Linked DNA regions of Homo sapiens: region 2 is linked to region 1. Evidence: chromatin contacts called from ENCODE Hi-C data. All regions are on one chromosome and are shown on one strand. Each heading gives the region's core, a stretch centred on a gene start or an enhancer-like site at or near the end of the contact. The rest is flanking DNA. Distances are from core to core; before and after follow the strand shown. Region 1 overlaps PALLD (palladin, cytoskeletal associated protein). Region 2 overlaps LOC105377529 (a long non-coding RNA gene).

Evidence for each region. A loop is a pair of places that touch in the nucleus more often than their neighbours do. Pooled maps may share reads with other maps.
Region 2: a map with no recorded cell type shows a loop between it and region 1 (4-fold over the local background). The contact joins two enhancer-like sites. A Hi-C loop is called at or near these places in 2 of 37 single-sample maps with no recorded cell type and 1 of 50 pooled maps.

The regions. Positions count from the first base shown.
Region 1 is chr4:168,719,257-168,727,129 of GRCh38, forward strand. The region is part of intron 10 of PALLD (palladin, cytoskeletal associated protein); the gene reads left to right. Among named protein-coding and RNA genes, the nearest start is that of PALLD-AS1, 75 kb to the left of the region's middle. Within about 2 kb of position 3,880, at least 5 of the 41 ENCODE cell types and tissues checked have a DNase peak (open chromatin) inside an H3K27ac peak, as active enhancers do.
Region 2 is chr4:169,289,771-169,297,643 of GRCh38, forward strand. The region is part of intron 2 of LOC105377529 (a long non-coding RNA gene); the gene reads right to left. Among named protein-coding and RNA genes, the nearest start is that of SH3RF1, 23 kb to the left of the region's middle. RefSeq lists a silencer at 569-733 and enhancers at 3,559-3,628, 3,639-3,758. Within about 2 kb of position 3,766, at least 3 of the 41 ENCODE cell types and tissues checked have a DNase peak (open chromatin) inside an H3K27ac peak, as active enhancers do.

The sequences.
Region 1 (7,873 bases), core at 2,630-5,129:
TTTTTTTTTTTTTTTTTTTGAGAAAAATTCTCGCTCTGTCACCCAGGCTGGAGTGCAATGACACAATCTCGGCTCACTGCAACCTCCGCCTCCTGGGTTCAAGTGATTCTCCTGCCTCAGCCTCCCAAGTAGCTGGAATTACAGGCACCCGCCACCTTGCCTGGCTAATTTTTTTGTACTTTTAGTAGAGACGAGGTTTCACCATGTTGGCCAGGCTGGTCTTGAACTCCTCACCTCAGGTGATCTGCCCGCCTTGGCCTCCTCAAGTGCTAGGATTACAGGTGTGAGCCACCATGCCCAGCCAAAAGTATTATTTAAAAAAGTTTTTCTTACTTGTATTTTAGGTTCGGGGATACATGTGTACGTTAGTTATATATTTGCCTGTCACAGGGGTTTGGTGTACAGATAATTTTGTCACCTGGGCAATAAGCATAGTACCCAATAGATAATTTTTCTGATCCTCTCCCTCCTCCCGCTCTCCACCCTCAAGCAGGCCTTGGTGTCTGCTGTTCCCCTCCTAGTTTCCATGTGTTCTTGTTGTTAAGCTGTCACTTCTGAGTAAGAATATGTGGTATTTGTTTTTCTGTTCCTGTGTTAGTTTGCTTAGGATCATGGCCTCCAACTTTGTCCATGTTGCTGGGAAAGACATGATCTTGTTCCTTTATATGGCTGCATAGTATTCCATTGTGTATATGTACCACATTTTCTTTATCCAGTCTACCATTGATGGGCATTAGGTTGATTCCATGTCTGTGCTGTTCTGAATAGTAGAACACCATTCATCCCCTCACTGTTAGTTGAACATCTGCAAAATGCTGGGTAATGTGGGGTGCTGAAAACACAAAGATGAAAGAGACAAGAGCAGTACCTTTGAATAATCTATAACCTGGTTATCTCTACGATGATTTTGGCAAGAACGTGCAGATGCATACACATATACACAAAATGCTGCACATCTTTCAGCATCATACAAATTTTGTAGAAGAATGGCCAATCCCTAAATTAGATTCAGTGCAACCCAAATGCCTTCTCTTCCCACTTTAATGTTTGAAAGATACATCATTCAGTTTTTGATTCTGAAGATTTAATATGCACCAGCTTTTGTTTCTGGTTAAGTGATTTTCATTATCCTCGAAGGCTAGTCAAATAACAAAGCAATTTAGTAATGGCAAAAGCATAAAGTGTGGACCAGAGGGGTCTTCAAAATATTAGGGAAGATAGAGCAGAAAACCATTTTTTTCAGTTTGTTGTTATAAAATTATACACACACTCTGAGTCACCAAACACATTGGAGGTTGATAAGGAACATAGGAGTAGTCACGGGTCCTAATTCTGCAGTACGTGGCTATGCGGGTATGAACTCTTCATAAATACAATGTGATGATGACTTTGCATTTGCATTTCTCTTCCTCCTTTCTCTCACTCCCAGTCTTAGATACCCGATTGTTCCATAAATCTTGTCTTAAGAGAAAGGCATATCCTATAAACTCATTCATGTGAAGGTATTTGCATTAGCAGTGTTGGTCTTGGATCACTTTGCAAACAACCCTTCCCTGAAAATGAGAAGTCCAATCAAGGAGCTTCCTGAAGTATAAAACTTTTTTAACTAAGTAATAACATTTAGGTGCATTCATCCTCATGATTTTTTAATGTAAATACTGGCTCTGACACAGTGCCACATTCTTAGATATTAGGCTAATTGTGCTTTGCTGTGCCAGTCTCTTGGTGAATGTAATGTTTAATTACATTTCCAGAAGAAAGCTGAGTTCTATTTTTATGATTAGGAGTTTTATTTGATGTCTGAAATATAATTGGAAATACTTGCAGATACCCTATCTGTGTTTGAAGTGGCACTCAATCATCCATAAGAAATACCATATGTCCATTTCAAATATTAGGTGTTTTACATGAAGGAATACATGATGATAACAATATTTCTTCAACATATCTTCATTTTACCTAAGTGCGTAGGAGAGCTCTTTTAGTAATTACAAAGTAAGGTGAAAATAGTCATCCCTACTGGGTAGAGACCTTTTATTTTAAAAGGGGGAGTGGCTAAGCTCAGAGATAAGATGGAGCCACATATGAACAATATGCTCATAGATAAAGCTATGAATTTGATGGAAAATATGAACAATATAGTGTTAAGTGAAAATAGACAAAATGATATATGTAACTTAATGTCAATTTTATGAAAAAATAAAAAATAATACACTTTAACCAACTAAAATGTATATTATATATTAGAAGAAAATACACCAAAGTGTAACCAGTGGTTCTTTGAGTGCTGGAAATTTGGGCAGATTATATCTTCTCATTAACTATTCCTGATTTTCCAACTTTTTGACATAATGCTTTTATAATTACAAAGTATTATTTTAAAATAAATAGGTACTTTTGATCCTTTCTCTTCCATCCTCCTTCCTCCATTAAACTTCAGTTCATTTGACTGTTCATCATGGATGCTTCTTGTTAAATAATAGTTGCTTGCTAAGTAAGCTTAATTTTGAGCACATTCAGAAGTGGAATGCTCTGGCACTGAATGTTCTCACCTCCCGTGTGGGATCTCCTTCTAGAAACCAATGACCTTCAGGATTCCATCTGGATTTTTAGAACTCTTCCTAGGAATCCTTCCCCAGAAAATGTCCTATATTCCAAAATAACTTTACTCCTCCACAAACACTGTTTTCCAACAACACCTGCCCCCACCAAACAAAACTCTTATCCCTTTAATTGTACATCTCAGGTGTTTAAATGAATATGATATGAATAAGCTATTTATGTATATATGTATGTATGTATTTTCAAGCCAGGGTCTCACTCTGCCACCCAGGCTGGAGTGCAGTGGTCTGTCACAGCTCATTGCAACCTTGACCTCCCTGGGCTCAGGTGATCCTCCTGCCTCAGCCTCCCAAGTAGCTGGGACTACAAGTGCACAACACCACACCCAGCTATTTTTTTTATTTTTTGTAGAGATGGAGTTTTGCCATTGTTGCCCAGCCAGGTCTCAAGCAATCTGCCTGCCTTGGCCTCTCAAAGTGTTGAGATTATGAGACGTGAGCCACCACACCTGGCCAATTTTAAAGTTAAAAGTAAACCAAATACTTTAAAGACCAACATTTACAGTATAATCCATACAAGGCCTTCCACAGAAAGTAGGATGAAAACTTTACCCTCAGAGACAATGGTGAAGGAGAAAAGATGCAATGAAGGCAAGACTAAGATTCCAATTCAAATAACAATAATGTCAGGAAAGTATGCGATGAAGGCATCTGCTGAAAGAGGAAAGACAGTTGTGGTAACTGTGGGTAATATTACAAAGCACGAAAAGGGTGGAGAACTAAGAGAGAGAAAGAATACCAAAAAAGGAATGTGTATATTTCCTGGCAATCAAGAGAACCCATTTGAATTTCAAGAGTGTAAACCCACATTCAATTCAGTGAGCATGGTTTCATGACTTTATTTCAGCAATAATGAGCACTGTGAAGGTAGAAACAGGACATATGTCTTTGGCAGTACTGGCACAGTGGGATGTTATGGTATTTAATTAGATGATCCTTGAGAAACATTACTGAGATTATCAGCCAAGCCGTGTGTAGGTTCAGAAAAGGAAACAGATTCAACAAGATTAAGGCTTGAGGGGAAAAGAGAAAGGAATCAAGAAAATGGAAGTTATACCAAGAATGAAAATGGGGAGTGTCAGATGAGAAAATATGGAGAGGGAGCAGTGGTTGTGATCAAAGAGAGGATTCTGAAAGTTTAAAAAACTTAAACTCTTTCCAAGTGATAAAAGAATGTAAGATGCATCTGTTCGAGTGGATAGTTTAAGTGGAAGTTAAGGTCGCAGGAGCAGAGGAAGTGGTCAGGGAACCATGAAGCCAGGATGTTAGAAGGAACATTAACATGGATGGTGGCCAACAGTGATGGCAGAAAACCAAATGCTAAATAGTAAAGTCACTGAGAAAAGTGAGGAAATGACCAAGGTTGTTGGTGACAAGCAGGGAAGACAGAATGACTGTAGGTGGAGTGCACCAACTTCAAAAGAGGAACAGATATTTCGTAGTGATGGCAAAACTCTTCTGAGAGTTGCCTTGGGAAACAAGGACCCTGCAGAACCCTCCTTGCTCAGAAGGATACTGAGGAGGCTGGAGACATCATCAGGGACAGCCAGACTTCAGTTAAGACAAAGCATTTCTAAGGAAAAGGTTTGAGGAAGCAGAGTTTGGTTAGAAACAGCCAAGGAATCCCATAGGCAATAGAAGAGATCTAGAAAAGGGATTCAAGGGAGAATTGGAGAAGGAAGATGAGGAGGAAGAAAGCTATAGTGCAGAGTTTTGCACTACGAACCTCTGGATGCTAGAGCAGATACAGAAATTCTGTGTCAGCATTCCTACTGTGTTGTGCTAGAGCACACTACTCTGTACCATCTGATGCTGAGAAGCAAAAGCATCGTCCTGAGGATCACTTGCTGCTATTTCATGAAGAGTGACTAAGATTACTTGCAGTTGGAAGGAAATAGAGCCATTTCCAATATAATTACTACTTACTTTTTAGCCTCCTATTTATTTTAGTTACGTGGTAGCACCATGATCCATTTTGTGGTTACTAACCTCTAAGTACGACTTTGAGTTGGGCTTTTTTTTTTTTTTTTTTTTCTGGTGGAGTCTCACTCTGTTGCCAGGCTGGAGTGCAGTGGTGTGATGTCAGCTCACTGCAACCTCTGCCTGCGAGGTTCAAGCAATTCTCCTGCCTCAGCCTCCCGAATAGCTGGGATTACAGGCACGTGCCACCGTGCCCAGCTAATTTTTTTGTATTTCTAGTAGAGACAGGGTTTCACCACGTTGACCAGGATGGTCTTGATCTCTTGACCTCGTGTTGAATTGGGTTTTTATTGAACAAGCCCAATTCCTCATTTGTGTATTTTAAAATGATTGTTCTCAACTAATGACTCTCTAATTCATATTTGCTTAATTTCATTTTATGTTTACAACTTTTACTACTAGAGAATTTATTTTTGTCTACTACAGGCTGAAATACATTAGGTTGACAATTTTTTTACCATTGATTTATTTTTTCTGCAAATGTGTGAGTTTTTCATTCATACTAATACATCACCTAATAGTGAGAACATTAGTTACAGGGAGGTTTATTTTAATTGGTTTCTATTACAAGTATGAAACCAGAGAGTTCATTTTCTCAACAAATCTGAGAGTGATTGTTTCCTTACCTGACTAAAGTGATGATTACACAAACCTTGTGGATGACAGTGGAGTCAATGTGGTTTTTAAAAAACCTTTTCCATATGTGACAAGGAATTAGATAGTATGTCATTTGATTTTAAGAATGATGAACATATTAAATTGATTCTGTCAAATGTAGATTTTTCTAAAATAAGTTGGCTGGATAAATCACGTCAATTTGAACACACACATCTTTGCTTCATTATTCAAAGAGAAACCATAATTACGATCAGAACCTCAGATTTTGCTCTAGGAGCATACCAGGTTCATGCCTTCCAACCTCTGTATGTGAAGGTTTCCTGGTAGGATGATACTGGCTCCTCTTGCCCAAGGCTGTCATGAGGATGCACACTCACTGCAAGGGTTTTTTATGGTGCTGAGAGGAAAGGCCTTCATAAATATGTACATTTACTTAATTTCTGTATCTACATTCCCACTGTGTTTTCCTAGAGCTCACTACTGTACACCATCTCGACTCTGAAGCCCTGGGAATGTCTGCTCTATGCTCTGCTCCATTTCACAATGTTCTTTAGGTCTGTTTTGTTATTTAAATGTAATGATGTATGTATCCACAATAGGTAGCATTTGAGAGACTCCAGCTGTGAGCCTCTGGATGTGAAGCTAGTGAAACAATTGAATGACTAACAGTTGAATGCCTAGCCAAATATTTTCACTTCACTTTATATGTCAGCAATGGAAAAGAGTAGGTGTAGCCATCGACTCTTCTTTTCGCTCAGAGAAGTTTATAAATAGGTCAAAAATGGGTAATTATATGCCTCAGCTACAATTTCAAACTTCTGCTTTCCTAGTAATTGCCATTAAATGAGTAAGTTGTAAAAGATTTCTGGAAAGACCACAAATATTTTCTTTTCCTTGTTTCTTTGTTAAAATAGTTCATATACCATCTGGTTTCGGGGATGTATCATTATGCTCAATGTTTGAAACAAAAAAACCCTAAAAGACATAAAAGGTGGCTTGAGTACAATGCAGTGAAAAAGAACAATATATTTTATTCTCTTTAATTTCTTTTTTTTTTTTTTTTTTTTTTGAGATGGAGTCTTGCTCTGTTGCCCAGGCTGGAGTGCAGTGGTGCGATCTCTGCTCACTGCAAGCTCCGCCTCCCGGGTTCACGCCATTCTCCTGCCTCAGCCTCCCGAGTAGCTGGGACTACAGGCACCTGCCACCACGCCCGGCTAATTTTTTGTATTTTTAGTACAGACGGGGTTTCACCATGTTGGCCAGGATGGTCTCGATTTCCTGACCTCATGATCCGCCCGCCTCGGCCTCCCAAAGTGCTGGGATTACAGGCGTGAGCCACCACACCCAGCCTGTTCTCTTTAATTTCTAAAATAAAGTTTTAGAAAAAACTAAAACTCTAAAAAGAGTAGCTTAGTCTTCCAAACAGTGCTAGTTACAGGGGCAAATTCTTGCTCCAGGTGACTGTTTTTATGTGCCTTCCCTTCCCTCATAGCCACTGCTTTCTTCAAAGGGCATCCTCTAACTCAAATGTGAAATATTCATGTGTATTTTTATTCTATCACAAAACAATTTTACACAGATAGGATTACTCATGATGAAGCATTCTAGAACAACAGCAAGAGTTTCACTTCATGTTTGTTGTAATTATTCTATCTTTGAAAAGCAGAAATATATGTGGTTATTATCATAATTAAGACTTCCTGATACTGAACAGCTGCCTTACTGGAGAGAAATGTTAGGAATTTTTTATTTTTACTAAAAACTGTCAGAAGTTTCTAAAAGGAATTAGATGAATCCTGAAGGTCCTGTAACTTGAAAAGTTGATTTACGCTGAGGACCCCATTTTCATCAAGGTATCAACTAGAGAGAAACTTGTATTTTTCTTATTTTGCATTACAATAATGCATCTTGCTTTTCTTTTTTATGAAGTGTTCACTTTATTTTTATTACTCCAGGTACCCAGGATCATTCATGCTCTCTTCTTTAAGGTGTTGTACACCTTGTGTTCAGTAGACATTTTTAATTTTTTTCTTCTCTGAGACAAGGTCTCACTCTGTTGTCCATGCCTGGCTAATTTTTTTCTTTTTTGTAGAGACAGGGTCTTGCTTTGTTGCCCAGGCTGGTTTCAAACTCCTGGCTTCAAGCGATCCTCTAGCCTTAGCCTTCCAAAGTGTTGAGATTATAGGCATGAGCCACCACACTCAGCCCAGGGTTCAGCAGACACTTTGAGAGGTCAGATAGAGTTCATCCTTCAGGCAGATGAGATGCTGTCCCTTTAAAAAAAAAAAATCAACTTCTATTTTAGATATAGGGGATACATGTGCAGGTTTGCTACATGGGTATATTATACCCATGTAGTGAATGTAGTATCCAATAGGTAGTTTTTCAACCCACAGCCTCCTCCCTTTCTTCTCCTTCTGGTAGTTAGCAGTGTCTGTCATTTCTACGTTTATGTCCATGTGTGCTCAATGTTTAGCTCTCACTTGTGAGAACATGCAGTATTTGGTTTTCCATCCCTGCATTAATTTGCTTAGGATTATGGCCTCCAGCTCCATCCACATTACTGCAAAGTACATGATTTCATTCTTTTATATGGCTGCATAGTATTACATGATGTATATGTACCACATTGTCTTTATCCAGTTGACCACTGA
Region 2 (7,873 bases), core at 2,516-5,015, 570 kb after region 1:
ATAAAGATTATGCTTTATATGTTTAGCTACTACAATGATTGGTGAACATGACTTATGATTGTTATACCTCTGTTATCAATTTGCCTTTTGTCATTACATATTAATATGCATGCTGTTTGGACCGCTAATAGGACCGCTAGACTTGACTTCTTTTGATTTATATTTATCTGGTGGATCTTTTTTTTTTTTTGAGATGGAGTCTCGCTCTGTTGCCCAGGCTGGAGTGCAGTGGCACGATTTCAGCTCACTGCAACGTCTGCCTTCAAGCGATTCTCCTGCTTCAGCCTCCCAAGGAGCTGGGATTACAGGTGCCTGCACCACACCTGTATAATTTTTTTGTATTTTTAGTAGAGAAGGGGTTTCACCATGTTGGCCAGGCTGGTTTCGAACTCCTAACCTCAGGTGATCCACCCGCCTTGGCCTCCCAAAGTGCTAGGATTACAGGCGTGAGCCACCGTGCCCGGCAGTATCTTTTTACATATCCTCTGAAGTTTAACTTTTCTTTCTCACTTTGTTTAAAGTGAGTTTCTTTTGTTTGTTTGTTTGTTTGTTTGAGGCGGAGTCTCCCTCTATCACCCAGGCTGGAGTGCAATGACATGATCTGGGCTCACTGCAACCTCTGCCTCCTGGGTCCAAGTGATTCTCCTGCCTCAGCCTCCTGAGTAGCTGGGATTACAGGCATGTGCCACCACGCCCAGCTAATTTTTGTATTTTTAGTAGAGACAGGGTTTTGCCATGTTGGCCAGGCTGGTCTTGAACTCCTGATCTCCAGTGATCCGCCCGCCTCAGCCTCCCAAAATGCTACGATTACAGGTGTGAGCCACAGTGCCTGGCCTAACGTGGGTTTCTTAAGTAATATGTGTTTGGGTTTTGATTTTTAAATCACACCGTCAGTTGCCACTAGTTATTATCCTACTACTTTCTGATATTAAAGTTGTAGTTAGAAATCTAAAGCCAGTCTTAATCTTTTTCTATGTAAACAATTTGTTCTTTCTATCTAGAAGACTGTAGAACTTTGTCATTACCCTTGGAATTACAACACAGTAATGGAATCTCTAGTGTGTTCCGGTTTTCATCCCCTGTTCCTTGAAACTCAAAGAATTCTGAGGATGAAACTCTTTCTTTAGCTCTGTAAAATTTTCTTCACCTGTTTGTTTAAATATTGTCTCTCCTCCTTCGATTGCTTTACTCTTCTGAAATTCCTATTTATTTACAAGTTACAACTTCTAGATCCATCTTCTGGTTCCTTTATATTTGCTTTTTTGATGTCTGACTTTAAATGTTTGCTTTTTTGAGAGATTTCTTTCCCTTGTACTTCCAGACCTCTGTTCACTTCTCAATAGTTACCATACACTTTTTCAGTACATCTGCTATATTTTTAAACTTAAAAAATCATGTTCTTGAGTTCCAGTTTAACGCTGTAATTGAAGCTCCTCAATTGCACTAATTACTTTTTCTGTTCAAGTTGCCATGCCCTTTTTCAGCAGTTCTATTTTGCTGGCAACCGCCATTTCTGGATGCTCTGCTCACTCTTCCCCATTCTGGCTTTGTTGTTCCTTTGCCTATGTTATTCACCTGGGGCCAGGTCTTCAGCAGCAGCTATCTCTTGAGTACAGGAGGCTCCATGGTCTCTGATCCTGTAGACAGACAAGTCCTCAGCTGGAAAATGCTTATCTTATCTTCTCTGCTCCCCAGTTTCCTTAGCTACAAAGGTTAATTTTCTCTTAGTTGTAAAGATACAAAGTCTTTTTTTTTTGTTTAAATTTTAAAAATAATTGAGATGGAGTCTCGCCATGTTGCCCAGGCTGTTCTCAAACTCCTGAACTCAAGCAATCTACCCGCCTCAGCCTCCTAAAGTGCTGGGATTACAGGTGTGAGCCACCAAGCTTGGCCAAAGATACAAAGTCTTATTTCATTCGCCACTCCTTGAGGGCCAGAGAGACCAGCAAGTCCTTCTAGGTATAGTTGTGTCAGCTGTAGGCTGGGTTGCTGGGTAGAATATATTACATGGGACAGACTTACATAAAAAGAATTATTCATTATTGATCTAAAATTCAATTTTTGTTTTGTTTTGTTTTTGAGACAGGGTCTCACTCTGTCACCCAGGCTGGAGTGCTGGAGTGCAATCAGAACTCACAGCAGCCTTGACCTCTTGGGCTCAAGCAATCCCTTATCCTCAGCTCCCTGGAGTAGCTGGGATTATAGGTACGCACCACCATGCCTGGCTAATTTTTGTATTTTTTGTGGAGATGGGGTTTCCCTTTGTCGCCCAGGCTGGTGAAGTTGGAATTTAGCTGTGTGTTCTTTCTCTCTTTTGGGTAAATTTGGCTGCCCTAAGGCCAGGCGTGTTGGCTCATACCTGTAATCCCAGCAATTTGAGAGACTGAGGTGGGCGGATCACTTGAGGTCAGGAATTCAAGACCATCTTGGCCAACATTGTAAAACCCCCGTCTCTACTAAAAATACAAAAATTAGCCGGGCGTGGTGGCAGTTGCCTGTAACCCCAGCTACTTGGGAGGCTGAGGCGTGAGAATCACTTGAACCCTGGAGGCGGAGGATCAGTGAGCCCGAGATCACACCACTGAACTCCAGCCTGGGCAACAGAAAGAGACTGTCTCAAAAAAAAGAAAAAAAAATTGGTCTGCACTGATCAGCTGGGTTGTTCTCCTTCTTGTCTTTTCTCTTGTCTATGGATCCCATGGGCCAAGCTCTCTTCAGTAACCTCAGAGCTCTGACCCTTGCCTCAAGGTACCTCTCAGGCCCCAAGCTCTCTCTGGCCTGAAGGATGCTCCGGCCCAGGTCCAGTACAGGCCCTCTCTGTATTGAATCCCCACAGCACCTAAAACCCTGCATGCCCTTCCTTCTGCCTCCTAGGCTCCATTTGAGAAGGAGTTACAGTTACATGGAGCTGGGAGAGGAAAAGGAGACACAGAGGTGCACGTTAGGTAGCTGTGGTAGAATATGTGAGGAAAATGATTCTTAGAGCCAGCTAACCTATCATTTAAGTAGGAAGACGGGCAAAAATATTTCCAGACCTGAAAACCCTCAGAAATCCTCTTTCTCGAGTATTTTTATGAATAGGTAATGTGAAGATGTCCTCAAGCAAACAAGAGAGTAAAACAAGAAAGAAGAAAATGTGAGCACTAAGAAAAAGTCAATCCCGGCAGGGAGCACAGTGCGGGGCCGTTCCCGAGTATGAGCGGTGCAGCAGGCCTGGAGAGGAGCCAGGTCAACCGGAGCACACGCACAGAACTCCAGAAGGGAGGGGGCCGCAGACGAAACAGCGCACGGGAGGGAACGGAAGAACCTAAGGATGGGATCAAAGAGAGGCAATCTGAGTCCTTCCAGTCAACTTTTATTTGAGATGTGATAGGATCATTCAGGGCCGATCACATCAGGGATCCCACTCAAAATGTACCGTATTTAGGTTCATATCCCCAGGGCCAAGTTGAAATCAAACCAATCTCTGAATAACGATATAGGATATATGTAAAAGGCCAATGAATGCGATACACTCTGCTCAAATTCAGACACCTGAGGTCTCAAAATAACTCATTTCAAAACTTGGATTCCCACTTTTGTCCTGCCTCCATTCATTCTACCTAAAGAAAACCAAACTAAAAAATAGGCTTGTGGTTCCAGTCTAGCTTATAAGAAGTTGCTACTGTTTCCCACCACAAATAAAATGCAGAACAAACTGAAAAATCAACAATTCTATTCTTAGATCCATAAGAGAAGTGAAGTCACAGGGCAAACCGCTGCCCCCATAATGGAGCAACTGAGCGGAAACCCACAAGCTGAAACCTCTCAGGAACCTGTGTTGGGGAAGGGAAACCTGAATTGCAACTGATGAATTGCTGGAGGCTCAGTGTGGACAAGTTTGAGAGATATTAATAAATATTCCAGGGGACTGAGTCCCCCTCCAGGAGCTCAAACAGTTCCTCGCAGTGAATATTGGAGACGAATCCTCTCCTTCTGGCATGGGGAGGAGAAAAGGAACCATTTTGAAATACGCCAGAAAACTGTGTTCTTAACAATGCCTGCCCTCAGGAGAAACTATTTAACCAGAGCCTAACCTGCTGGGGTTTCATCAGACCCTAACTGACCCAGGGAAAATAAATGCCCAACTCCAACCCACTCTAGCCATTCAGTCCACCTGTGCAGGGTGGGAACTGAGACACATCTGTGAAGTTCACAGTCCAGAGGCACAGGCTGCCTAAAGAACAGATACCTAATTGTGAAATTATAGAACACTTCCCCACCCCAACACCATACCACCACATTACTAAAGGCTAATCGACAGCAGTTCCTTTTAACCAGTGCCTCATGTCCAGCTATCAAGAAAAAATTACAAGACATATTGAAAGGCAAAAATGTAGTTTGAAGAGACAGAGAAAGCCTGAGAACCAGCCTAAAATATGTCAGGGATGGTGGAATTATTAGGCTGGAAATTTAAAACAACTATTATTAACATGCTTAGGGCTGTAATGGATAAAGTAGACAGCATGCAAGAACAGATGGGCAATGTAAGCAGAGGGATGGAAATCCCAAGAAAGAACCAAAAATAAATGCTAGAGCTCAAAAGCAGTGTAATCAGAATGAAGAATGTGTCTGATGGCTTATTAGCAGACTGCACACAGCCGAAAAAGAATCTGTAAACTTGAAGATACCTCAGTAGAAACCTCCCAGACTAAAGAGCAAACAGAAAAAGAAGACTGAAAAAAAAAACAAAAAACCAGAACAGAATATCCGAAAAGAGTGGGACATACACAAATGGAAACACCAGAAGGAAAAGAATGAGAGAAAGGAACAGAAGAAATATTTGAATAGCAATGATTGAGAATTTCCCCCAAATTGTCTTCAGTCACCAAACCATAGATTGAAAAAGCTCAGGGAACACAAAACAAGATAAATTCCAAAAGAAAACTCTACCTAGGCATATCATTTTTAGACTAGAAAATCAGAGGTAAAGAAAAAATATCCTAAAAGAAGCCAGAGAGAAAAAACTTTGCCTATAAAGGAGCAAAGATAAGAATTATATGTGACTTCTCAGAAACCATGCAGGCAAGTAGAAAGTGGAATGAAATACTTAGCGTGGATGGAAAAAAACACCACAAACCTAGAATTCTGTGCCCTGTGAAATTATCCTTCAAAAGGTGAGGAGAAATTAAAGCTTTCTCAGACAGACAGAAATTGAGGGAAATTGTTGCCAGTATACATCCTTGGCCAGAAATGTTAAAAGAAGATCTTCAGAGAGAAGAAAAATGATACAGGTCTGAAACTACCATCTACATAAGTAAAGGAAGAGCATCAAGGAAGGAATAAGTAAGGGAAAGAAAATTTTTATTTTTCTTGTTCTTAATTATCTAACAACAGTTTGTTCAACATAATAATAGCAACAATGTATTCAATTATATATACATACAGATTCCAGAGAAATTAAAAGAATAATCAAGCAATACTTTGAATAACTCTGTGTCCACAGATTTGATAACCTAGATGAAATGGGGATAATTCCTTCAAAGATCCAGTCTGCCAAAAGTCATACAACAAGAAACAATCTTAATAGGCCTATACCTCTTGAAGAAATTGAATTAATTAATTAATAACTTTTCAAAATAGAAAGCACCAGGGCCAGATGGGTTTATGAGTGAATTCTACCAAACATTTAATAAGGAAATTATATCACTTCTCTACAAACTCTTTCAAAAGATAGAAGCAGAGGGATTACTTCTTAACTCATTTTACGAGGCCTGCATTATTCTAGTACCAAAACCAGACAAAGGTATTAGAAGAAAACTACAGACCAATATTTCTCAAGAATGTGGTTGCAAAAATCCTAAAATATTAGCAAATCAAATCCAATGTTATATTAAAAGAATTACATACCACAACCAAATCGGAGCTATCCCAGGTATGTAAGACTGATTCAACATTTGAAAATCAGTTAATGCAATCCATCACATCAACAAGCAAAGAAGAAAAATCATATGATTATATCAACAGATGCAGAAGAAACATTGGATAAGATCCAAGACCATTTCATGATAAAGACTCTCAATAAAGTAGGAAAGAGTGAAACTTCCTCAACTTGATAAAGAATATCTACAAAAGACCTACAGCTAACATCATACTAAGTGGTGAGAAACAAGAAGCTTTCCCACTAAGATCAGCAACAAGGCAAGGACATCTCCTCTCTCACTACTGCTTTTCAGCATCATAATGGAAGTCCCACCTAATGCAATAAGTCAAGAAAAGGAACTAAAAGTATACCAATTGGAAAAAAAGAAATAGAACTGTCTTTGTTCACAGATGACATGATTGTCTATGTAGAAAAAAAAATGACCAAAAAAAAAACTCTCCACAAAGCCCTGGAACTACTAAGTGATTATAGCAAGGTTGCAGAATGCAAAGTTAATGAAAAATTCAATCACTTTCCCATTTACTGACAATAAACAAGTGGAATTTCAACTAAAACAATGCAATATCATTTACTTTAGGACCCCTAAAAATGAAATACTTCGTTAGAAATCTAAAAAAATATGTTCAAGACCTATATGAGGAAGACTAGAAACCTCTGATGAAAAAAACAAGACCAACTGAATAAATGGAGAGACATTTCATGTTCATGGATAGGAGAACTCAACATTGTCAAGATGTCAGTTCTTTACAACTTGATCTATAAATTCAACATAATCCCAATCAAAATCCAAATAAGTTGTTTTGTGGATATCCAACAAACTTATTCTAAAGTTTATATGGAGAGGCAAAAGCCCCAGAATTACCAACATAATATTGAAGGAGAGCAAATTTGGAGAACTGACATTATGTAAGTTTAAGACCTACTATAAGCTACAGTAACCAAGACAGTGTGGTATTTGTGAAAGAATAAACAAATAGATCAATGGAACAGAAAAGCCCTAAAATATACACACATAAATATAGTCAAGTGATCTTTCACAAAGGAGCAATGATAATACAATGGAGAAAAGACAGGTTTTTCAACAAATGCTGCTGGAATGAGTAGACATACACATGCCAGAAAAAAAAAAAAAAAAAAAAAAACCTGGCCGGGTGCAGTGGCTCATACTTGTAACCCAGCACTTTGGGAGGCTGAGGTGGGTGGATCACAAGGTCAGGAGTTCAAGACCACCCTGACCGACATGGTGAAACCCTGTCTCTACTAAAAATACAAAAATTAGCTGGGACTGGTGTCATGCACCTGTAATCCCAGCTACTCAGGAGGCGGAGGCAAGAGAATCACTTGAACCTGGGAGGTGGAGGTTTCAGTGAGCCAAGATCATGCCACTACACTCCAGCCTAGGTGACAAAGCGAGACTCTGTCTCAAAAAAAACAAAAATGAAAACAAAAACAAACAAAAAACCTAGACACAGACCTTATACCCTTTACAAAAATTAGTTCAAACTACATCACAGAGCTAAATATAAAACACAGAAATGAGTGGCTGAATGGATTAAAAAAAAAAAAAGACCCAACAATCTGTTGCCTACAAGAAACACACTTCATATATAAAAACACTCAAAGACTGAAAATAAAGGGATGGAAAAAGATATTCCATGCAAATGTAAACCAAAGAAGAGCAGAAGAAGCTATGCTTATGTGACACAAAATAGATTTTCAAGACAAAAACTATAAAAAGAGACAAAAGTCATTACATACTGATAAAGGGGTCAATTCAGCAAAAGGATATAACAATTTTAAATATGTATACACCCAACACTGGAGCATCCAGATATATAAAAACAAATATTATTAGAGCTAAAAAGACAAATAGACCTCAATACAATAATATCTAGAGACTTCGACACCCCACTTTCAGCATTGAATAGATCATCCAGACAGAAAATCAAC